Regions from separate parts of the Mus musculus genome. Here regions 2 and 3 are each linked to region 1. Evidence: chromatin loops called from intact Hi-C (ENCODE). Cell type or tissue: heart. All regions are shown on one strand.

Evidence for each region. Peaks named below come from ENCODE experiments on the same cell type or tissue, not always from the same donor. Only the 100,000 strongest peaks of a DNase experiment are listed, where the experiment ranks them.
Region 2: a loop joins it to region 1, with 7 times the contacts of the local background. A loop is called at or near these places in 29 of 42 quality-filtered maps.
Region 3: a loop joins it to region 1, with 7 times the contacts of the local background. A loop is called at or near these places in 27 of 42 quality-filtered maps.

The regions. Positions count from the first base shown.
Region 1 is chr5:120,084,132-120,092,131 of GRCm38, reverse strand. No RefSeq gene overlaps it. Among named protein-coding and RNA genes, the nearest start is that of Rbm19, 28 kb to the left of the region's middle. In heart, a CTCF peak has its summit at 3,389 (motif pointing right); a DNase peak (open chromatin) is centred at 3,371; H3K4me3 peaks cover 532 bases; H3K27ac peaks cover 2,275 bases; H3K27me3 peaks cover 2,683 bases.
Region 2 is chr5:119,773,498-119,781,497 of GRCm38, reverse strand. No RefSeq gene overlaps it. Among named protein-coding and RNA genes, the nearest start is that of Gm42017, 9.5 kb to the left of the region's middle. In heart, a CTCF peak has its summit at 3,467 (motif pointing left); a DNase peak (open chromatin) is centred at 5,197; H3K27me3 peaks cover 1,839 bases.
Region 3 is chr5:119,736,986-119,744,985 of GRCm38, reverse strand. No RefSeq gene overlaps it. Among named protein-coding and RNA genes, the nearest start is that of Gm42017, 46 kb to the left of the region's middle. In heart, CTCF peaks have their summits at 3,701 (motif pointing left) and 5,428 (motif pointing left); no DNase peak of the experiment used is centred here; H3K27ac peaks cover 690 bases; H3K27me3 peaks cover 1,433 bases.

The DNA.
Region 1 (8,000 bases):
CCCGTGATGAAGGACTGGCTGAAGCAGGGATAACAATTTTCCTCCTAATGGCATCAAATAGTGGTGGCTGTGTGGCACCTTCTTTGAGCCTTAAAGAAGGGTAGACACTGGCTGAATGCTAGGCTTTCTAGGCACGTGAGTTACCACACCCGGCATCTCTCAGGTCCCATATGGAAATACAGGTCTTGGCTTTTATTCTTACCCATTTCCCCTCTTCCTATCTCCTAATCTCTTTCAAAACAGAGGCTTCCACCCTGAAGCCTCCACATCTCCAATTTACCAGTGGCCTCACCCCCTCGAAACTGACCCTGGCTTTCTTTTTCATCAGGACCGGAGCTCAAACATCTCTTTACAGCAGGATTATCCCCAGACCCTCCCCACTGACTCTGCCAACGCACACAATCTCCACCTTTCCTCTCCAGCCCAGAGCCTGGCTGTCTGGGGGACAATGAGCCACTTGTGAGTCCTGGTGGACAGCCTTGCCCAGGGTGGTCCCTTGGCGCCTCTGAAAGATGGCCTCTCCTGCCCTGGCTGGGCTAGCCCCATCCAGAGATGACCAGCCTGCCTGGGCTTCTGTTGGCTTCCACTCGGGAAAGGCAAACTCCACATCCTCTCCGCTCAGGGCTTTGAGTTTTCTTGGAAGCATTTGATGATGGTTTGTCAAAAAGCCTATTCTATTCCTTTCCCAAATAAACACTCTATAAAATGATCTGACAGTCAGAGGAGGTGTACCCAGGCCAAGGACTCAAACACAGACAAACTGGGTAATGGCTAGCTTTTCTTTCCTGCTCCAGGCTTAAAGATATTCGGCAGCAATGTAGTGTTCTGTTCTTAACTTTACAAAAAAAATTTTTTAAAAAAAATTAAAATTATGTATGTGTGTCTGGACGTGTGTGTGCAGGTGCCTTCTGAGGCCAGAAGAGGGCGTCAGATCCCCTGGCACAGTAACCACAGGAGGGTGGGAGTCGGGGATTGAATTCCTGTCATCTGCGAGAGCAGTGAGTTCTCTGAACCCCAGAGCTGGCTCTCCTGAGCTCTGTTCTCAACTTTAGAGATGATGCTGTTTGTTTTTTTTTAATATTGCAGATTAACTCCCCCCATCCTGGGTTCATAAGTCTGTTACATTCATACCCTTTTGGAGTGGATCCAGCACACAAGACCCAGGGTCAGTGAGGAGAAACCAGAAGCACACAGACTCCAGTTCCCCACCTCAGGAGACCCAGGCAGCCTACAATGTATAGAATGGCAAACTCTTTGCTTATTTTCAAAGCCAAGGAGGCCACATCTACTCTAGCTGGGGGGGAGGGGGGGAGTTCACAAACAACCTAGAAGCATTTTCCTACCCCCATCCGTGACCTTGGCATCAGTGACCTAGGCAGAGCCCTGCCCAGCCTGTTACCTCAAGTAGCAACAGCATAAGTCCTACCCAGGCACGGATCAAAGAGTCACACCTAAGTGGGCCCCCTGGTGCATGCGCACCTGTGACCACAGCCCTTGGGAGGCCGAGGTAGCAGAATCATGAGTTCAAGTCTAGCCTGGGCTACAAAGCATATTCCAGGCCAGCTCGAGCTGCACAGTGAGTTTGTCTTGGAGAATAACGACTCACACCTGAGGCTTGGAGACATCTGGTGCTGGTCTCCCTAGAAGCAGTTTTAGGGATCACGGCTGGGGTTGAAGCCCTTACTTGGGAGGTAGTCTCAGAGTGTATGGTGTGTCTGTAAGGGTGGTTCTTTAGCCTAGGTATCTGCACTGTCCTTGCAGATCAACAGGGACGGGTGCCCACATGAACTTAGCTTGGAGCCATCGATCTATACAGAACACAGGACAGCTATTGACCATGACAGTGTCGTCTCCAGTCATCAGACACGACGGTAGCATCTCCTGATGATGTAACACTCATGACTTCAATGGTCACCACCCTACTCTGAACCAGGATTCTAGCAACCAGATTTGTGCACCAGTCAAGGAACAAAATTAAAACCACTTCCTTGAAGCTCCCAGAGGGCTGTGCAGAAGCGCGTGTACTTTGCCTGAAGCAGAGAGGGGAGAAACTGTGTCCCAGTCCTTTCTACAGATGGGGCTGAGGACTCAGCGGGGGTGCAGAGGAGAGTCCCGAGATGGGTTGGACACACCTTTACTTGGGGACACAGTGGCATGGTCAACGTTCTGAGTGCATGTGCATGAGAGATGCCATATTGCAGAATCGGGGGTGGAGGTGGGGTGGGGTCTGAACCTAAAAGAGACAGGACTAGGGATGGGGATGGGAGCAATTCCAGGGTGTTAGGAATGGAGCTGGAGGACTTCTTGGAGGTGGTCATGTCAATGGAGCGGAAGCTGGTAGGGCTAAGTAGAGGATACTGGGGGCAGGATGTGGGTGGGGATAGAGGAGAAGCCCCTGGGTAGGCAAAGGGCACAAAACACGAGGAATTCTTAGATACATGTTTCTGTCAGAGAAACGAATGCAATCCTACACTGCCCTCAAATCGACTGACGATGAAACATGCTGGTGAGGATTCAGGCAGAGAACCCAGCACACACCTAGGACGAGAGAGGGAGGGAGGGAGGGAGGGAGGGAGGGAGGGAGAGAGAGAGAGAGAGAGAGAGAGAGAGAGGGAGAGAGAGAGAGAGAGAGAGAGAGAGAGAGAGAGAGGGAGAGAGACTACAGAATCTTTATCCCCCTGCAGCTGGCGGGTGGGGTCAGCTTCCCCACTGTCTGCTGCTGGGACTTCTAGCTTGTTCCTTAGAGTTTGGACTCCATAAACATGTATAGGTCTCGGCTCTGCCTTGGATCAAGGATCCAGGATCAAGATACTGGCAGATATGGTGATTGCTGGGGTGCGGGTGGGGGTGCTTCTCTGCTCAGAGAGAGCCACCTAGTTCAGCGGTGGGGGGCACCTTCATGGCCCACCGCATTCCCAAAGGCCCTCAAGACCTTAGGGCTCAGAATTTCCTGACAAACTTGGGAGGAGAAATGTTAAGACCACAGTCAGGCTTCCTTGACTCTCATCATGGTCTTTTCCTCATTTTTTTCCAGCCTGCGTTCTTCAGTACATCTCAGCCATCCTAGATCTGGTTTTACAAAAGAGCATTCATACGAAAGTGACTAATACCCAAGAGATCCACCTCTTTCTTCTCCTGGTCTTAAGTGTGAACCTGTGTCCCGTTTTTTTCTAGGAAACTGCCTAGAAACTCATTCATGTCAGAAATCTCTTATGGTTGCTGAGACGAGATTTTTTTTCTCCCTCAGGACCTTCGGAGCCAGGTTGGCCTGGTGACAACATAACCAGTGACTTTGGAAGAGCCTCCCTGCCAACCTCCCCGCTCCTTCCGCACCCGCCCCTTTTCCGTCTTCAGTCTAAACTGCCATCAAGTGATGTTTTGCCACAAGGGGGCGCCCGCGCTCTTCAAGCGGAAGCAAGCTACCTTGGCGCGGGCCGGCTTGGCTCCTAGCTCTCGCTCCTTCTTGCCCTCTCTGACATCTTTGATATGGGACTTGGTCTCTCTATGCCTCAGTTTTCCCATCTGAGAACTAGGATGGAATTGTCTCATCCTCTATGGCAACGCCGCTGAAAGAGGCTGAGCATGGTGCTTCTGAGCCTTCCTTTTTGAACGGTGGGGCTCATGATGCTATCGTTCGTGGGACGGTAGAGGAGGGTTAAGAGATCGTCCCTGTAAAGGACCCGGATGATGATGTCAGTTGATTGAATTTTACCTTTTAAACCTTTAACAACTCACATTTATATTTTTATCAATATGACATTCTGCAATTGTTCCTATTAAAAAAAAAAAAAACAAAAAAACAAAAAAAAAAAAAAACAGGAGAGAAATTAGGCCAAGCAGGTGAGAAGAGATGACTTTCTTTCGACCCAGTAGGCCTTCTAGGTACAAACTGTAGCAACAAGACCCAGTTCCTTGTCCATGCTCCCTAAACTCCTCACAGCCCACCCCAGCTCCGGCCCCTTCTGCAAAGAATCCATCTTTGCGCTTCCCAAGGGACCGCTAACTCTGCAGGGGTTGGGGGAGGTCCAGTCTCTCCACCCACGTCACGTGGCCATCTTGAGATGCTTTCTTTCTATTCTCCGAGTAGATTAAACCAGGTTCTCTGCAAGTTCATCAGCCAGGTTCTCTCCTATCAGTCTAAAGATGAATTACCAACAAGGGCAAGTGCTTCAGGAACACTGGCCGTGTTCCCAGCTTGGATACAAGAATATGGAACATGTACAGGTTACGTAAGAGACTACAGGGGCCCCCGCTCCTGCCCCAGTTCTCTCTGACCTCAGGTAGAGGGAACCATGATCATTTCATTTCACACATGAGCCAGGCAAGGCTCCGAGGTCTCTTCCTTCAGCCCTTTCTCTCCTTTCTGAGCGTCCCTAGCAAGCAGGGTGTGGTCACACAGGACAGGGCTTAGCACTGAGCCTGGTACTTATGGAACATTCAGCACACGACTGCTCTTATCATGGGAGGCTCTGAAGACCCTAACTAGGCAGCGGGGGTGGGGGTGGGGGGTTCCCTCCTCCCCGATTTCCTGTGGGAGAGCTGGAGCTGGGTTATCTCAGGGTGCCCTTTCAACCTCTCCGAGGGACGGGGTCAGGGCTGGGGCAGCAGGCCTGCTGGGAACGGGAGGGCTGGCAACATGGTGTGTGTCAGCGTGAGATATACCAGGGAGATGGCTGGAGATGGCCAGGGAGCAGGGCGGGGAAGAAAGGACAAGTAACGATGCCCACGGGGTGGGGGCGGGGTGGAAGAGAGGGGAGAAGGGTACAGGGAGCCAATGGGGACCCCTCCCTGTTCTGGCTCCATTTTGGCAGCTCCTTAAGGTCTTTATTTTAAAAACTTTTATTTGATGTGTGTAAGTGGGTACACGTATGTATGTGCATGTGAAAAGCAGAAATCAATCTTGGGTTATGTTCCTTAGAAACCACATGTGGGATTTGTTTGTTTGGGACAGGACCTCACTATTGAGTCCTACCTGTCATGGCTGTCTTAGATCTGGTTTTGCTAAAGTATAGCCACCCAACACTTTACTAAAGTGTGTGTGACTAATATTATACTAGAGAGCTCCAGCTTCTTTTCCCCAATTTTAAGTGAAAAATTGGGCTATATATATATATATGTATGTACATATAATATACATATAATATACATATAATATACATATAATATACATATAATATACATATACATATATCTCTCTCACACACATATATATTTAGAGAGAGAGATAATATGTTCTGTGTGTGTGTGTGTGTGCGCGCGCGTGTGCGCGCGCGTGGGTGTATTTATATATACATATACCATTCTCCATTTAGTCTTATGTAGACCCGTCTAACTTCAAAGTCGCAGGTATCTTCCTGTCTCTGTATTCCGAGTGACTAAAGGGATGCACCACCATGCCTGGCTCTGTGTAAATGTTTAAGGCACATTCCCACACTGGAGTCTGGGGTTTGCTCACTCAGCTAGGCAGCTGGCCAGTGAGCCCCAGAGATCTGCCCAGCACTGACACATCTGACCCTTTTCTCTGGGGCTAGGGATCTGAACCTGGCTTTTCAGGCTTGCATGGCAAGCATCTTCCTGATTGAGGCATCTTCCCAGGCCAAGGTTTTAATTTTGATGTTTAGTTTTTAAAATTAGCTTTATTTCCTCCTCTTTGAGTGTGTGTGTGTGTGTGTGTGTGTGTGTGTGTTGTAACAGTGCCCAAGTCAAGGTCAAAGGACAACGGGGTTGGTTGGATACCACGTGGATTCCCGGGGATCGAACTCAAGCTGTCTGGCTTAGTGGCAAGCTCCTTTATCTATTTAGCCCTCTTGACACCCCCTGAATACTTAGCTTGTGGTTTTGAGTACTAGCAGGTGTATCTCTTTGAGAAACTTCAGAAAGTTGTGACATCATATCAGTCACTCCTAGATGCATGGGAGCTTCCTGCCCTCTCCTGTTTACACAAACTCACGCAGCCTTGGCTTCCTTCTGCAAAAACCAATCCAAATTATTACTATTTCATTAATGTCTTGGACATGCCTTTAAGTTAAAAAAAACATTGGCATGCCAACCTTATCCTTTTTAATAGCTGCATGCTATTCCTTGCTCTGGCCAGGTGCCTATTGCCCTGCCATTCCCCTGCCGACCGTCAAGGGTTCATGTCCAGTTTGACGTAAGAAGGGTGCTACCACCAACATCCCCATTTTTGTTCTCCGAGGCTCGACTGTTACTGTTCTAGGGTGGGGCTCCAGAAGCGGGCCTAAAGGCCATTCAACTTGGGAGTTTTAGATTTACTGCACAACTTCCCAAAGAGGCCCAAGGCTGTTCCTTGAAAGGTCCATTTCTCTTCTGTTTTATCCTTAAGGCTCCCGTGAGCCCCGGGACCACAAGAAAAAGTTCTTTGCTCTTTTGGGAACAAGACTATCGTTTCCTAGTTGATTTCTTAGCCCGTTTCACAGAGAGGGAGGCAGAAGGCATATCAGGACGTCTGAGGCAGGATGGGGTATGGGGGGTATGGGAGGTGTGGGGCAGGGTGCGGCACAGTGAGGCCTTGGGTACAGAAGAGGGATCCAGGAAACAGGAAGAGGGTCAGTTCCTTGTTACCCTCCTGGGCTCCCAGTGGCCTGAACCCGGCTCCCTGGTGTATTGCGCATGTCCGGGGAGGCCTGGAGTGCCTCTGGCCTCAGTCACAGAAGTAGGAGGGGAGTAACTGGGGCTCAGTGCTGTCCTAGAGGAGTGGGGGCTGCAGGAGCCCAGACGGTTCATCAGCTCCACGGGTCTTTCTGAAGGCACACCCTCGCTGAACTTGATCCTTGCTATGGTACTTCGGTACTTCGTCCTCTGTCTCACCTGTGTCTTGGCACAGCCTATTAACACAGCAAGCCCCGTCCAGGCTTTGTGTTTCTGGTGGAAACACTAAGGTAGTAGCAAGGCTTGAAAGTGTTTGTGTGGGGACATCTTTGTTTTGCAGTCATTTAGCAACAGTTGAGGGAAGTGCCAGCTTGCATGCACACTGCAGAAAAGGAAGTCCTCATCTGGGCGGGGGGGTGGGGTGGGGTGGGGTGGTAACGTGTGAGGCTTCCCAGCATGCACCAGGAGCCCAAGGGTCCAGGTGGTCCTTGCCCTGGCCCTTCAACCTCCAGCAACTGTCCTTAAGAATTATCAATAACACCACCAGACAGGCTGGGTCGCCTCCCACAGCGTCTTCAACCTCCACTGCCTCCACTTTTAGTATCTGTACAATGCCGGCAGTATCTGAGTCACGGGCTTCCAGGCACAGGGATGAGCTTCGAGCTCACCTCCGCGCGGACTGCTCAGGCAGGCACACACTCAGCCACCCCTTCCGGTCCGGTGGACCTCCAACAGCAGTGCCTCAGTTTCTCTGCTTGGTCCCTGGTGACAACTGCGTCTGTCTTTAGGATGGCGGAAGGATCACGTGACTGAGGAGGCGTGTAGCCACCCTTGGTTCCCAATGGAGAGATCAGAGACATTCTCACGGGTGGATTGAAGGGAAAAGAGATAACTTTGTATTTATGTGATCGTATGTAAGCATTTCTATTATATATTTACGTGATCAAGACATACAAAACGCTGGGTGTGGTGGCACACGACTTTAATCCCAGTACTCGGGAGGCAGAGGCAGGCAAATTTTTGAGTTCGAGGCTAGCCTGGTCTACAAAGTGAGTTCCAGGACAGCCAGGGCTATACAGAGAAACCCTGTCTTGAACCCCCCGCGCCCCCAAAAAGACATACAAAATTAAGAAAGTCAAGGCCTCCCCTGGTGCTTCTTAGGGACAATCACCAGTGTTTATCCATGCACTTTCCCATGCCTTCCTACATACTACATGTAAGTGTATAAATCTGGCCTAGACCCCACTCTGTAGACCAGTTTGGCCTTGATTCACTACCTCTGGCTCCTGAGCCCTGGGACCAAAGTCTGCCGCAGTCTTTAAAGATAGCTTTGAAAGCCAAACATTTTGTCTGTATGATTTAAAATGTATTAGTGACCTCAGGAGCGGTGG
Region 2 (8,000 bases), 310 kb after region 1:
AATGCAGCTTCCGCTGTTTACTGTTTGTCATGTGGCCTCACAAATCCTCCAAGATGGAGAAAAAACAGATTGGAGGTCCTTTCCCTACTGAACACACACCCTAAGAAAGAGTCTGCATTTGGGTGTGTGAGTCTTTCTTCCTTTAAAAAATGTATTACATTTATGTGTGTGTGCACATGTGCATATGTGTGTGTGTATGAATGCTCATGTGTGTACATGTGTGTGCGTGTGTGCATGTGTGTGCATGTGTGCATGCATGTGTCTGTGTGTGTGCATGTGTGCATGTATGTGTGTGCAAGTGTGCGTGAGTGTGTCCATGTGTGTGCATATGTGTCCATGTGCATGCATGTGTGCGCATGTATGTGTGTGTGTATGTGTGTGTACACGGGTGCGAGAGCACATGTGCAAGCATGCATGGGTACCCACCTGCTGAAGGCACTCGGAAGGAGATCATAAGACAACATGCAAGAGTAAAATTCTCTCCTTTCACCAAGTAGATCCCAAGGATTGAACCCAGGTTGTCAGCCTTGTCAGCAAGTGCCTGCTCAGCCGTCTTCCCAGTCCCTGGCTTTTTAAACATCTGCAAGCCTCATTAGGTCATCTGTAAACTACTGCAAGTGACAGCACTCGGGCTGGAGAGGTGTCAAATTTGTCACCGAATGGCTGCTAGAAGAGCCCTATGCCTTTCAGTGCTCCAAGTGGCACGTGGATGTTTGAGGCCAGAAGCAGGCAGAAGTGGAGAGCCATCTGGGCATGGAGAGATACCCAGAAGTTTGCCTGTCCTCTGTCCCCTCTTCCCAGGTGTGACAGCTACAGATATATCCAGACACGAACCAATGCCTCCACCCACCAGCCACACTGGGGACCGCTACCTTTGCCTAATGCCCTGGACATTATAAGGGCTCAATAAACTCTCCCTCATGTTAATATTGCCGTTATAACAGAGTCACACATTTACTGGACATAAAATGTTCAATTGCTCAATTAACGTAACTCTTCTGGCATTTTAATTGTCTGCGGAGGGGTCCGGTTTCTCTTTCTACCCACAGGCCCTGTGTGTCACATGCTCAATTTAACCTCGGACGCAAACTTCTTCATATTAAGAGCCTTCGAATTGGTCGAGTATCAAAACGCCGATGAAATGAAATTTGGCCATCTTTATTACCCCATAACTCCTCACTTTCTCCTCTTTCTCCCCATTACAGTCTCACACTGAATAGGTTGCAGCAGATTCCCCCCTCCCTTTTAAGACCCTCATTTTACACCAGGGTGTTTTTGCACGGAGCCCCGGGGAAGACAGCAGAAAACATGAAGCCATTCATTGGTGGGCACGTTGGGGTTTGTACCCCAGGGGAATCACTTGGAAAATGATGCAATTATCTGATCTGTATCCATCTCACATTGTCTAACATAGGCACAATGCACACACTGTCCCCTGCTTTCTATATTGAGTCCCTGCAGCCAGCCTCAGGAAATCTGAGAGCCCCGTGCACCTGGCTAAACGCTCTCCCTGTCTCTCTCTAAATAATCTGAGTCTCCAGGTTTTTGAGGATCAACCTGGAATGACTTACAGTCTCCAGAACGTTTTTAAGTAGGGAAATAAATTAGAGCAGTAATAATCATGACAATTATACAATAAATGTCCACCATTGTGAGTTTCCCGGTGGACTTAATAACGTTATTTTGGTGGTGGGGGGATATGGAAATTCCACACACAAGGCAGCTGGTGACATCATCAACGCCAGTGAGAGACGGGTTTCTAAACACCGGACGGACGGCACCAAGACACAGAGTGAGCGAGGTGGTACTGGGGCATTCTGGTTGTGTTTGCAAGGCTTGGGTAATTAAAATCGGCATTTGCGAAATAAGTCTAGGACTTCATGAACATTCCGGATTAGCAATGCTTCTCCCGGCCTCCCCGCCTCCCCTCCTCTGCCTCACCTCTTTCTGGGTCTCTCTTTCTTCATCCTTCCTCTCTCCCTCCCCTCTCTCCTCTCCTCTCACTCAATCCAAGACAACCACAGCTGGCCAAACCATCTCCAAGACCCCACTTCTAATAATCCCAGCTGCAGACTGAAGAAAAATAGGTCTGAACCTAGGAATGACAGCCAGTCCCCAAACAAGACCTTTCCAGGAAGGCTGTAGGCTACAAAGAACATTAGCATCCCCCAACTGGGTGCTGGGATGAAGGCTTGGGTCTGGAATTCTCCCATTTGAGTCACGTGTGGGGAAAGGAGGCAGCCATGAACCAGCCAGACCCAGTTTCCAGTAAGGATGCCACTGGCCATTGGTGCTACATGGTGCTAGGCCTATTAATTCACCTGTGTGGCTCCACTCTTCCCCTGTCGGGAACAATTATTTTACCCACTTTACAGTTATTGAAACTGAGGCCCAGTGGGCACAAGCATGTGCTTGAGGTCACCACAGCTTTGATCAGAAGTAAGAAGACACACCCAGATCAGGTGACCACAGAACTTGAACTCTTAACCTTGATCCTGTCACCAAGGCAACACAAGCAGAAGGGGGGTGCTGTCCTGCCCTGCGAAGCATCCATATCTCTGCCCAGATCTGCAGTGATGAATGTCATACCGCAGTCCTGGGGTGCAGGACTCTAACTGTAGCTACTCAGGTGGCTGAGATAGCAGGATTGAAAACTCCAAGACCTGGTGGAGCATAGTGGTGCATGCTTTTAATCCCAGCACTTGAGAGGCAGAGGCAGAAGGATCTCTGTGAGTTTTGGGCCAGCATGGTCTATATAGTGAGTTCCCATACAGCCAGGGATATACAGAGTGAGACCCTTTCTCAGACAGACAGACAGACAGACAGACAGACATAAAAAGAAAAGAAAAGAAGGTCTAGATCTCTCTGGGCTACAGCATGAGTTTAAAGCAGGTGACCTGGTTGTCTCAGAATTAAAAAGGTTAAAAAAAAATCACAGGGAGTGGTTGGAGAAGTCCTTTAGCAGTAGAACACCTACCTAAAATCTTCAGGGAGGGACTGGGGCCAAGTTCCAAGTTCCACCTGTTTGTCCCATACTGAAAAACCAAACCACTCAAGCAAACAATCAAACAAACATGCTTACAGGCAGCCAACACATGCTACACTCAGATTTGCCCCAAACAGACCCTTGGTGCATTTTCTGGTGTGGGTTTTCTCCTCACTGCCAGGTAGACAAGGTCTCTGTTCCTTTCCAGGTGTGACTGAGAGACCGTTGTATCAGTGAATCTCCAGCGTCCCTTCCACCGTGAACCCAGCTCCTCCCTAGCCTCAGACCACAGTGAGACAGTCCTCAGTTTGAAAAGTGGGCTGATTGATACCCAAGCTGATCAAACCCCTGAGCGAAATTCCACTTTCCTCAAACTCAAGGAAGAGGTGTTCTTTATGCCAAGAGCAGTCCACACACCTTCCTAGGCAGTAACAGCTGCCAGTTTCATCAGAACAAGACCCTTGACTGCCATCTCCTGGAGAACTGATGTAGTAAATAGACATAAATGTGAGAAAGCCAGGAAGGATGTGGGTGGCACCCCCTCTTTTATTATGGTGCCCTGCCTGGACGGCTGTGCAGGATCACCCTGATAGTTCTTTCATTGGATTGTTGGGAAGGTAATCTGGTTTTTCCTAACAGTAAATCCTCCCCAACTCACAGTGCACAGCATACACCACACAAGCTCCTCAGCGTCTTCCTGGTTCAAACACATCAGAGGCCGCTGTTGTGGCCAAAGGACAGTTACTAAGAAACATCATAGGATTCAGTCCCACCTTGTCTCAGTCAACTGCAGTCTGTTCCTTAGTAAGTACTCATCCCCTCTCTCTCCATGCTTCCACACAACCCTTCTGATCACTCAACCCCCTTCTTGTCCCCTGGCCAGGAGAAGGGACAGAGCTCTTTCTGAGTCAGCTCCCCAAACGCTCTCAGCCTTTCTCAGACACTCTGAGCTTCTGAGACTCCTTGGGAAGTCTTATAAAATGTTTACTGTTGCTTGATAAGCTGTGTCCCCTGATAGAAAGTTCTGGAACAGGTAAGGGATAGGATGTCTGGTGTCCAGGTTAGACTATTACTTTGCTATTTACTTTTGGCTAATTTTTTTTTTGTATTTATTATTTGCTATTTACTGTGTGACTTGGACAAGCAACATGACCATGCTGTGTTTAAATTGCTTCACAGATGAGAGGCTGACTTTAAAAAAAAGATCACTCACTGCTTGCTGTCTATCTAGTGACTGTCTTTCCTTCCTTTCCCTGCTCTTCTGGGAATCCAGACTCCACCGCTGTGCTACATTCTCAGCCCATTAGGACCCTAAACCTCACAAATGGATTAATGCCTCTCCTTTTAGATAGAGGCTCACTATGTAGCCCAGGCTGGCCTCAAACACACAATGCTTCTATCTCAGTCACCCAAGTGCTGGGGTTCCAGGTGTGTACCCTGTATCCAGTGTGGTGGTGGTGGTGGGGTGAGTGGCTATGAACTTGGAGGTCTAAGGTCAACCTTTGACGTTGTTTCTTAGGATGTTTTGAGACAGGCTCTCTCCTTGGACCCCAGAGCTCTCTGATGAGGCTGGAATGTCCACAGAGCCCCAGGGATCCATCATCTGTCTCCTCCACCCAGCGCAGGGATTCCGAGCTTGAGCCACCATCTCTGGCTTTTCCCAGGGATTTGGAGGCTGAAGCTCTGGCCCTTCCTTTTGCATAGCAAGCAGTGTTACTGATGCTGTCAACTCCCCAGCCTTTCCGGTTTAGTTATAAAATGACCATTTATAGAAGCAGCAGGGGCTCTGGTCCTGTTTATTTCTGCATGGTAGGCATCACCCAATGTCACATGTGTCTCGGGAGCTCGGTTGCGGCGCTTGAGAAATGTCCTGAGCTCCACAGCTGTTGCATCTCCAAAAACAAATGCCTCTAAAATGAGATGAGATGCTAAGGGCAGCTGGGGGAGGTGGGATGCTGGCGGGCTGGGCTTCCTCTAGAGGTCCTCCTGTCAGTCACAAGATTGTCTCTAACCACCCACCATGTCTTCCTTGCCTCTAGAGTTTGAGGCAAAATCAGGGCATGCTGTTTCCCAACTTCTCCTCTGAGGGTTCCATTCCTCCCAACTCTGTCCCTGGCTCAGGACTTCTGGAGCCATCTCTGTCCTCAGGAGATCTGTAGCTCATTGACATGGCCCTGGAACACAGAGTCCAGGCCTGGGTTGTTACTGGCTAGGAAGGAGTTGTTTTTGGAGCAGTTTGTGCTGGCAGGGCAAAGAGTCAGCTCCAAATGCCAGTCTGAAGGTCGGCAATGCAGGTCTAGGGCTTGGTTTGCAGCCTGCAGAGGGCCCGTGACTTTGAGGGGGGTGGGGCTTCACTTCTCCACATCTGTCCATACTTCCAGTCTTCAAATGTCTCTGAATGTTCATGGGGACAGGAAATGTCTTAGAATATGAAGTTTATGCAGCAATTCCAAAAATCTCTGCAATTTAAAACCTATCATTTAGCTGAAGCACATGAGGGCCCTCCCACTCAGGGCACCAAGTTCTGTATCTGTAGAATGGGAATGGAAGATGGATCCTGAAGGTTTAAGAGAGGGCTCAGTCAGTGAAGTGTTTGCCATGAAATATGAGGACCTAAGTTTAGTTGACAGAAACCATAAGAAAGAAAGAATCTAGGAACAGAGAGAAGATAAGAAAAGGAGGAGGAGGAGGAGGAGGAGGAGGAGGAGGAGGAGGAGGAGGAGGAGGAGGAGGAGGAGGAGGAAGAGGAAGAGGAAGAGGAAGAGGAAGAGGAAGAGGAAGAGGAAGAGGAAGAGGAAGAAGAAGAAGAAGAAGAAGAAGAAGAAGAAGAAGAAGAAGAAGAAGAAGAAGAAGAAGAAGAAGAAGTAATCTAAGAGTGATGGTATGCATCTTAACCTCAGCCTCCCATTGCTGGGTCCCTGGGGCCTACTGGTCAACCAGCCTAGCCAACTCAGTGTGCTCCAGGTCAGGAAGAGACCTTTTCTCAAAACACAAAAACAAGTTGGATGACACCTGAAATTGACCTCTGGCTTCCACACATACATGCACACACATGTATGCATGCTCTCACACATGTGCAAGACATATGCACACTCACACACATGTACACATCTATGTGCAGTATAACACATGTGCACATGTATGTTTGTACACACACGTGTATGGGCATACACTCTCATACATGCAAACCCATATGGAGGCATACTCTTACGCATGTGAACTTTCCTGTACATGTGCACACATGAGCACATGCATGCATACACACACACACAGAATGTCTAAGTTGAGTGTGATGGCTCACATAGGTAATTCCAGCTCCTATAAGGCTTATACAGGAGGATTGTGAATTCAAGGCCAGCCTGGGCTGCCTAGTGAAATCCTGTGCTGAAAGACCAAACATCAGACAAATGAAAGGAAGGATTTTTCTTTGGAGCTGGCAGCAAGGATTCAAGGAGATAATGCTTTGATGATGTCAAGTTGTGTGTCTGGACTGTGGAGCACACTCTATAAATCTGAATCATTATTGTAAAACCATCAATAAAAAAGAGGATTTGGGGCAGAGGAGACCATTCATAAGTCAAGAAAGCTTCGTTCTTTCTTACTCTAGAGCAGTGGTTCTCAATCTTCCTAACACTGTGGCCCTTTAACTCAGCTCCATATGTTGTGGTCATCCCCAACCATAAAGTTATTTTCATTGCTACTTTATAACTATAATTTGGCTACTGTTACAAATTGCAATTAAGTATTTGTGTTTTCCTTTTTCTTTTTTAAAATTTTATTTATTTATTATATGTAAGTACACTGTAGCTGTCCTCAGACACTCCAGAAGAGGGCATCAGATCTCATTACGGATGGTTGTGAGTCACCATGTGGTTGCTGGGATTTGAACTCAGAAGAGCAGTCAGTGCTCTTAACCGCTGAGCCATCTCTCCATCCCCAAGTATCTGTGTTTTCTGATGGTTCTAGACAAACCCTGTAAAAGGAGTTGGAAACCACAGGTTGAGAACCACTGCTGTCTCATATTCTAGTAGGTCTCTTCCATTAGCACCCCTTCTCCAGGGAAGGCACAGCCCAACAGCACATTCCTGGGGAGGAATCCCCGGGACATAGGGAAAGCTCAATCCCTGATCCCAGGAATGGCACTCAGGATGGCTGAGCTTCTCGGCTCAGTCACAGCCAAAGATGTCACAGAGAACCATGTCACGCCTCCAGAGAGAAAAGCAAGGCAACTCTCAGAGAGAACTCTGGCCTGGCAATGACCTGGGCCTCTGGTTTGAAATCACTATGGCATCCTTAAAACACTCCCTTGAAGTTCTCAAGAGCCTGTGCCTCCAACCTATAGCCCAGCATCCAAGTTTGCTGATTTAGTCTTGTCCTTGAAGGCTACAGTGGCCAGGTGATTGAAGATCCACCAGGGAATGCAGGTACAACATTGAAACGAATAACATTTGGGGTATGTTTATAGATACATGTGTGTACACATGTATTTGCATGTGGAGGCCAGAGGTGAAAGTCACGTGTTCGCCACCATCATTCTCTACCTTCATTTTTGAGAAAGGGTCTCTCGCTGAACCCAGAGCTTATAGGTTAAGCTAGGGCAGTTGATGAACCTCAGGGATGAACCTGTCTCTGCCTCCTTAGTGCTGGGATTGCAGGTGTGCACTACCCCACTGATATATTTTCTTTTTTACATGGAGGTCACAGGGGTTTGAACTCACATTTGCATGGCAAACACTCTTACTCAGCCATCTCGCCTGGCTCTAAGACAAATAATATTTTAATGTGATATATTTAATAAATCAAAACTGATGTCAGAGAAAAGGATAGAGGAATATCCCCATCCTTCCCTCCCCTGTCCCCCCTTCCTTCTCTCCTATGCTCTCTCTTCTTCCCCTTCTTCCTTTGGCGGCTTGGGAGCCCAGGAAATTGAACTGAGAGTCTTGTGTACATACTGAATGCTGTACCACAGAGCCATGCCCCTCAACCCCAAGTACAAACATTTTAAACAGTCAAT
Region 3 (8,000 bases), 350 kb after region 1:
TTCTTTAATCCTCACTCCCTCCCTCGAGACCCTGTCGACTGACTGGGCTGGCTTAGTCACACAGCTTTGGGACAAGATTCAGGATGAGTGTTTGAATCGCAGAGCCTCCCGATGGGCCACTTCATACAGCAACCCGTAAACTCGACACATTAATCGTTAGAACTTCATACCATCTTGTGTGTGTGCACGTGTGTTCCTATGAGACAGCTCTTACTTCCAATGCACTTTGTAGAAACATCAGGATGTACCCCCGAGTCAGATGCTAGAAGACCTCAAAGTCTGGGTCTACTCTACATCACCTCTGACCTCACTGTCATAATTACCACCACCATCATCACCATCACCACCACCATCATCACCATTATCACCACCATCACCATCATTACACCCTATGCTCTCTCCATTGAGGCACCTCTATGATGAGGTATCTGCCCCCAAGTGAGCTACCTGATATCCCTGGCCTCCATTTACATTAAGCTTTTGTTTGCCCATCTTTAATTGTACATCAAATATCTGCTTGACCATGGGAAGGTAGTTTTCAACATTCTCCCCTCTGTCACTCTTTCCACGGTATCTGTGGACCTCTTTGTATTTGGTTCTCAGCATCAGCACCAGATAAATATGCACCGAGTTTTAAATTTATATTAAACATGTCCGTAGGGAATTCCCATATCTGGGAATCTGTCTTTTTTTAAAGTAAGTTCTTAGCGGCAGGTTCTGGGTCTCTGAGACCCGTTATCCCGGAAGACTTAATCATGAGAATGCATCCAGGAAACACCAGAGAGCCGTCAGCAACGCAGAGAGCAATCAACAACGCAGATGTGCTTGGCTCTGCAGCCGAGTAGCTTTGTTTGAAGAGCCATGCTCCCCCCAGGCACCAGAGCAGCGTTTAATTTCTCTGGACTCTGTCCTTGATGTGTTGCCTCAGAGAGAGCCCACAGCAGAGATGTGATGGAGGCATCCCGTGGGGGCACGCTGCATCCCCGCATGCCTTTGAACCAACCCCACATCCCAACATGCATCAGTGTGAGCCTTTGAACCAACCCCATATCCCAGCATGCATCAGTGCGAGCCTTTGAACCAACCCCATATCCCAGCATGCCTCAGAGGGAGCCTTTGAACCAGTCCCAAAGACCGGCATTGACACAACACTCATTGGTTTCCAAACAGTGGCCCGGGCGAGAGAGGAGGGTGGGGCCGAGGCCCTCGGATTATATGTGATGCTTCTTCTGTGTTGTCTAACCTGAGATACAGCCTGGCAGCCCGGGCTTCTATCGCACTTTCAGAACCTTCTAGCCAAGAACTTGTTACTTTATCACTGGTTCCAATAACCAAGCTTCTCGATGGATAAACATTCAAGCAAGAAGAAAAAGGCAGAACGGAAATGTCTCTTTATAAAAAAAGATACAGAGGAAAAGAAAAGCAGTGACAGACCATTAGTACAGCTCCTTCCCACAGAACTGGACAGACTTATTATCTTATCTAGGCAACGCCCCCAACACACAGGCACGCACGCACACGTGCACACACACGCACACACCATACACACACACCATACACACAAAACATACATACATACACACCACACACACACACAAACACAAATACAAACACACACAAGCACACATACAACACACTCACAACATGCACAACACACAAAACATACAACTACACATATAAACACACAGAACATATACTCACAATACATAACAAACATATATACAAACACACAACACACATATATACACACAAACACACATTCACACACACAAGCACACATACAACATATATTCACAATACACAGTGCACACAGTACACATACATACAACTACAACACACATACATACACACAAACACACATACATATACTCACAATACACAGCACACACTACACACAAAGCACATATACATACAACACACATATATACACACAAATACACATACACATACTCACAAGCACACATACAACACACTCACTCACAACACACACACGTACACACATCACATATACACACACACACCACACACATATACACACACATATACACGTATGCACAACACACAAACATACGCACAACACACACAGATGCATACACGCAACACACATACACACAAACACACACCACCCACACACTCACATACACACACCACACACAAACGCGCCCACGTGTGCACACACACACCAGGGATGGCTGTCTGCCCCCTATTCCACACTTCTAATCCCTAGAAATTGGTTTCAGTTTTTGCCAAGATGGATGTCGGGCCAGAATGAAAACCAGAGTCGTTTATCTTTACTGCGGCGTTTCCTTCTCTCGTGGCCGAGAGTTCTGAAGATCGGCGACTTGGAGTCGGAATGCCCCTTCCAGAGCGCTTGGGCTCCTGGGTTTGATGATAACGGGAAGGCTCGCCGGCCCTCAGAGGTGTGAAGACTCCTTAGGATGGATGAGGAGATCAGGAGGAAGCAGACAGAGGGCTTTGCAGAACGGGGAAGGGCTGCGGACAGGGCTCACCAGCCCAGATGCAGGCTCAGGCTCCTTCTGAGCCTTCTCTTTAGGAGGGGAGTGGGGCACCAGAGAGCGTCCTGGGCACCTTTTCAATTAAGGGCAGGAGCTGGAGAACCAGAATCCAGTGACAGATTTCTTCCTCTCCTCTGCTCATTGAGGAGAAGAATTCTCTTTGAAGCCAGGGTCTGAAGGCCCAGCCTGCTCAATAAGAAAAGTTTGACTGCTCAGAGAGATCCTGCTGGAGCCTGAGATATGGGGTGAATGGCCGTGAGCACCTCTGCCCCCTTGGTGAAGCCAGGTGTGGTGTGTGTCCTACAGAAAGATGCAGGTCTCTGGGTTTGTGGGCGGCGATTTGTCCAGCACGGACAATTTCTAATTCATTACTCTTCACTCCTCTCGTTTTGGCCTGGGGACTTGAAGTTGCTTTTCTGTTTGTTCAGTTTTGATTGGAGACGGGGTCTTGCAATTGAGCCCAGGGTGGCCTCAAACGCATGGCCCTTCTGCCTTAGCTTCGTGAGCTTGGAGTTGCTTTGAGGAGATCAAGAACACGCACCCTGCCTGTTGCTGCTGTTGCCATTTGGCCGTGGACTGACAGTAGTGGACACTGTCACTACTAGTTTTCCATCCACGGGAGTGAGATGGCAGACGGGACAGGAGGACCTGGCCCAGAAGCAGAGGAGAGGGAAAAAAAAAGTAGATTGTCACTCACTAGCAAATCTGATTCATGAGAGCTGAGGGCACAGGGGAAAGAAACATCACTGTAAAGAACTAATGAAGGCCAAAGAGACCTGTGCTTAAGGGCTGGCGAAATGGCTCAGTCGGTAAGGCACACAAAGCCAGATGGCCTGAGTTCACTCCCTGAGGGCCACTTGGTGGAGGAGTGAGCTAACCCCTGAGAGTTGTCCTCTGATTTCAGTACACGTAACACACACAGACACAGACACAGACACAGACACAGACACAGACACACACAGACACAGACACACACAGACACACACACAGACACACACAGACACACACACACAGACACACACACACACACACACACACACACACACACACACACACACACACACACAGCATTTCAAGGCCTTGGGGCGCAGAGAGAAATCACAACTAGGTAACGGCCCAGAGAACTGAAAATGTGTGTCTCTGGTGCCCTCTAGTGGCCAAAGGCAACCTAAGCAGTGGGCACGCCAAAGCTCCAGGGAACAGAGAGGCAGCTAGTTTCAGATACCTCAGTAGCGAGGACTTGCTAAAGGCACCCCAACAACTCAGGAGAGAACTCCAAGAACAGACCAATGGGATCGCCAGAAATTAGGACACCAGCACTGGTGGCATTGAGTAAGACGATGCAGGGAAGGGGAGGGGAGATTATTAATTTTGTAGACAGCATCTACACAGCAGAGGAAACCAAAACAGAAGTGAAGTCTCAGCGCAGGGAATGGAGATCTTTGCCAACTCTTCATCGAACGGGGATTGGTATCTAGAGTCTATAAGGAATCCAAAGATTAAATGCCAAAATCAAGTGGGTGAGTGAACTGAGCAGGTGGTTCTCAGAAGGAGAAATAGGAATGGCCATTAAACACTGGAAAAGAACCCAACATGCTCAGGCACTGGGGGGATTCCAATCAATACCAGAGGGAAATGACCGAGGGGCTGAGCAATGGCTCAGCAGCTAACAACCGTTCTCAACCTGTGGTCACTACATCCTGGGCAAACCTCTGTCTCCAAAGATATTTACATTAATATTTATAACAGTAGCAAAATTACAGTTACAAAGTAGCAACAAAAATAGTTTTATGGTTGGGGGGGGGGGGAGGTGCCAAACCGTGAGGAACTGAATTAAAGGGTTGCAGCGTTAGGAAGGTTGAGAGCCACTGGGCTGCTCTTGCAGAGGTCCAGGGTTTGATTACCAGCGCTCTCAGGGTGGCTCACAGCCATCTGGCTCAAGACAGACAGACAGACAGACAGCCATAGCTGCTGTGAGGTGATGACTGGGTTATATACTAAGCCAAGCTCCTGCCTGAATTTTTTTTCCTTTCATTCCCTCCCCCACCTCCTCCTTTCCTATCCCTTCTCCCCTGATTCCTCTCCATCCTTCATTTCACTCCCTAGAGAGAGTTTCTCCAACCATGGGTGGTGACAGCTGCCTGCTGGGTTGTTCAGTTGTCCTCCCTGTAGGCTCCTCTTGACCTGTGTTCTGTACCCTCAGCCTTTCAAGACTGCAGTGGGACCCAATGCCAAATGCCCTCCATACGTGCTGGAGTATGGGATGTGTATTCTCTCTCTCTCTCTCTCTCTGTGTGTGTGTGTGTGTGTGTGTGTGTATGTGTCTGTCTGTCTGTCTGTCTGTCTGTCTGTCTGTGTTTCTGTGTCTTTCTGTCTGTCTCTATCTCTGTCTCTGTATTTCTCTGTATCTTCCTGTAACTCTTCTCTCTCTCTCTCCCTCTCCCTCTCCCTCTCCCTCTCCCTCCCCCTCCCCCTCTCCCTCTCCCTCTCCCTCCCCCTCCCCCTCCCCCTCCCCCTTCCCCTTCCCCTCCCCCTCCCCCTCCCCCTCTCCCTCTCCCTCCCCCTCTCCCTCCTTTCTTAGAATAAACTGCTTGAACCTGTTGGGTTCCCTTCAGCTACGACTCCCTGGGGCAGAGAGGAGCTGCCATCTGGGGGAATCTCATCCAAATGTTCAGAAAGTACAGAGGAGGAAGTTGCTGGTTCTTGGACATTTGAAACTGCACTGGTGTGTGACGGGGGAGGGAGGAGACAAACGTGCTTAGTTCACGACCTCTCAAACATAGGGAGATGGCTGAGCAGCTAAGGGCACTGGGTGCTCTTGAAGAAGACCCGTGCATGATTCCCAGTGCCCACATGGCAGCTCACCAGCATCTGTAACTCAAGTTCCAGGGGATCTGATGCCCTCTTCTGGCCTCTAAGGGCATTGCACATACACAGTGCACTTACAAACAAGCACAAGCATACCAGCTCATGAACTCACACATAGAGAAAAGTAAGAATAGATCTTTGAATTAGTGTACAGACCATAGTTTCCTTACAGCTATGGTTGCCCTCCCTGCTCTACTGGCCCCCTCCTCCATCTCTGTGTTCCACCCATCAATCCTTAATTGCACCTTTTTCTGCCTCCAGTATTCCACTTTCATGACTTTAAAAAAACAACAACAAAAACAAAAACTGTTTTCCATAACTAGGTGATGTGGAGCACTCCCACGATCTCAGCGTTCAGAAGCAGGACAAGCAGAGGTCAAGGGCTGCCTGGGCTAAATAGTGGATTCAAGACCAGCCTGGGCTACATAAGACACTGTCTCAAACAAACAACACAAAACATCATCATTAAAAACAACAACAAAGTGCTTCCTGATGTTAAAAACTGAAAGTAGGGGCTGGAGAGACAGCTCAGCGGTTAAGAGCACTGACTGCTCTTCCAGAGGTCCTGAGTTCAATTCCCAGCAATCACATGGTGACTGGCAACCATCTGTAATGGGGTCTGATGCCCCCCTCTTCTGGTATGTCTGAAGACAGCTAGTGTACTCATGTATATACACACACACACACACACACACACACACACACACACACACACACACACATATATATATTAGATAGATAGATAGATAGATAGATAGATAGATAGATAGATAGATAGATAGATAGATTAAAAAAAAAAACTTGGAAGTGAGCTTCCCCCCAAACAACAGCCATAACAACTTGCACATGATGCTACACACACATACCAAGCCACCCACTTCAGTGCCGGTAGCTGGTCTGAATATTCTGCTCTGAGAGAAAGACTAGGATACAGAGCATCAGGGCTGAAGAGATGCTGCAGTGAATAGGAACACAACCTGCAAGAGTATGAAGACCTAAACTCTGCCACATATATGCACACTTAAATACAACACATATGCATACACACTTAAACACACACACATGCCAAGGTCACACATCAACCGTGCTGCTGGGGCAGAGGCAGGAGGATAGCTGTGCTTGCCAGCCACCAGGCTCAGTGAGAGACCTTGTCTCAAGGGGTGATGGAGCAGAAAATGCAATGTCCTCCCCTGACCTCCAGATGAGAGTCCTCACTGACCTTTCTCACATGCACACTCAAGCTTGCATGCACATGCACACATACATACACACAACACACACACAATTACACATACAAACACAAACACACAGCACACACACAACACATACTACATACTCAATACACACAAGCACACATACCACACATACACACACATACCATACACAAAACACACACAACACGCATACAACATATATAACACACATACAAACACACATACAATACACTCACTCACGACACACAACACCCGTGTACACACATACAAATACATACTACACACAAAACACATACAACACACACATATACACACTTAAACACAACACATATGCACAAACACACATACCACACACAAAATACACAACATACATACACACAACACACATATATCCACACATACATACTTACACACATATATACATACACAACACACAAACACACACATATCCACATACACAACACACACACACACAAACATACGTGTGTGCAGAGCCTCATGAAAATCAACCAATAAGAATTTCAAACTACAGGCCAGAACACTGAAGCTGTACATGTCTTAAGCCTTCATCTTTTTTATAACTACTAAATGGTACACACCTATCTTATTATGCCTATATTTAAATTATTTTATGTCACTTTCATAAAGTTATCTGTTACCAAATATTTATGCAAAGCAGGGTTCATTTAACTTAACACTTAACTTTAAATTGACATTTAAGTCATTAGACATAACTATAAGATCAGCTCATATTTGTAATAACAAACTGTGCGTATATTTTATGTTTTTAAAGAGCAATAGGACTGCATTACCAAAGCTGTGCTCATTTAACATATAATGAGGTGTATGATCTGTTGTGTTTATAGCAATAAGTTGTGCACACATTTTATTTATATTAAGAGCATTCTAAAATGTTGACTCCTGTCCAGTCATAGAGACATTGCTTAACTTTGATAATTGGATCACTTAGCCACACAAATTTTTCCTCTTAGCTGATACCAAAGTGACTTTTTGTAAGTGATCAAACGATGCTGGTTTTATATTTTCATCTGTGCTAAACGCAAGTGAGTTTCTTCCTAGACCACAAGCTGCTCCCACAGGCATAAGATAAAAGCAATTTATTGGTATGTATTAATTGCATAAAATAATGATTTTCATTGTACCATTCTCAGATGTATATATAAGATACTTTTCTTTTTCATGAGACAGGGTTTCTCTGTGAAGCCCTGGAACTTGCTAAGTAGACCAGGCTGGCCTTGAACTCTCAGAGATCCACCCATTTGCTCCAGTTGTTGAGATAAATGGTGTGCACCACCACACCTAGGTCCTTCATTTTCAATATCCAAGATACCAATCCTCTGTCAGTTGACTAGCTATCTCTCTAGTCTCAAATATATTTTTA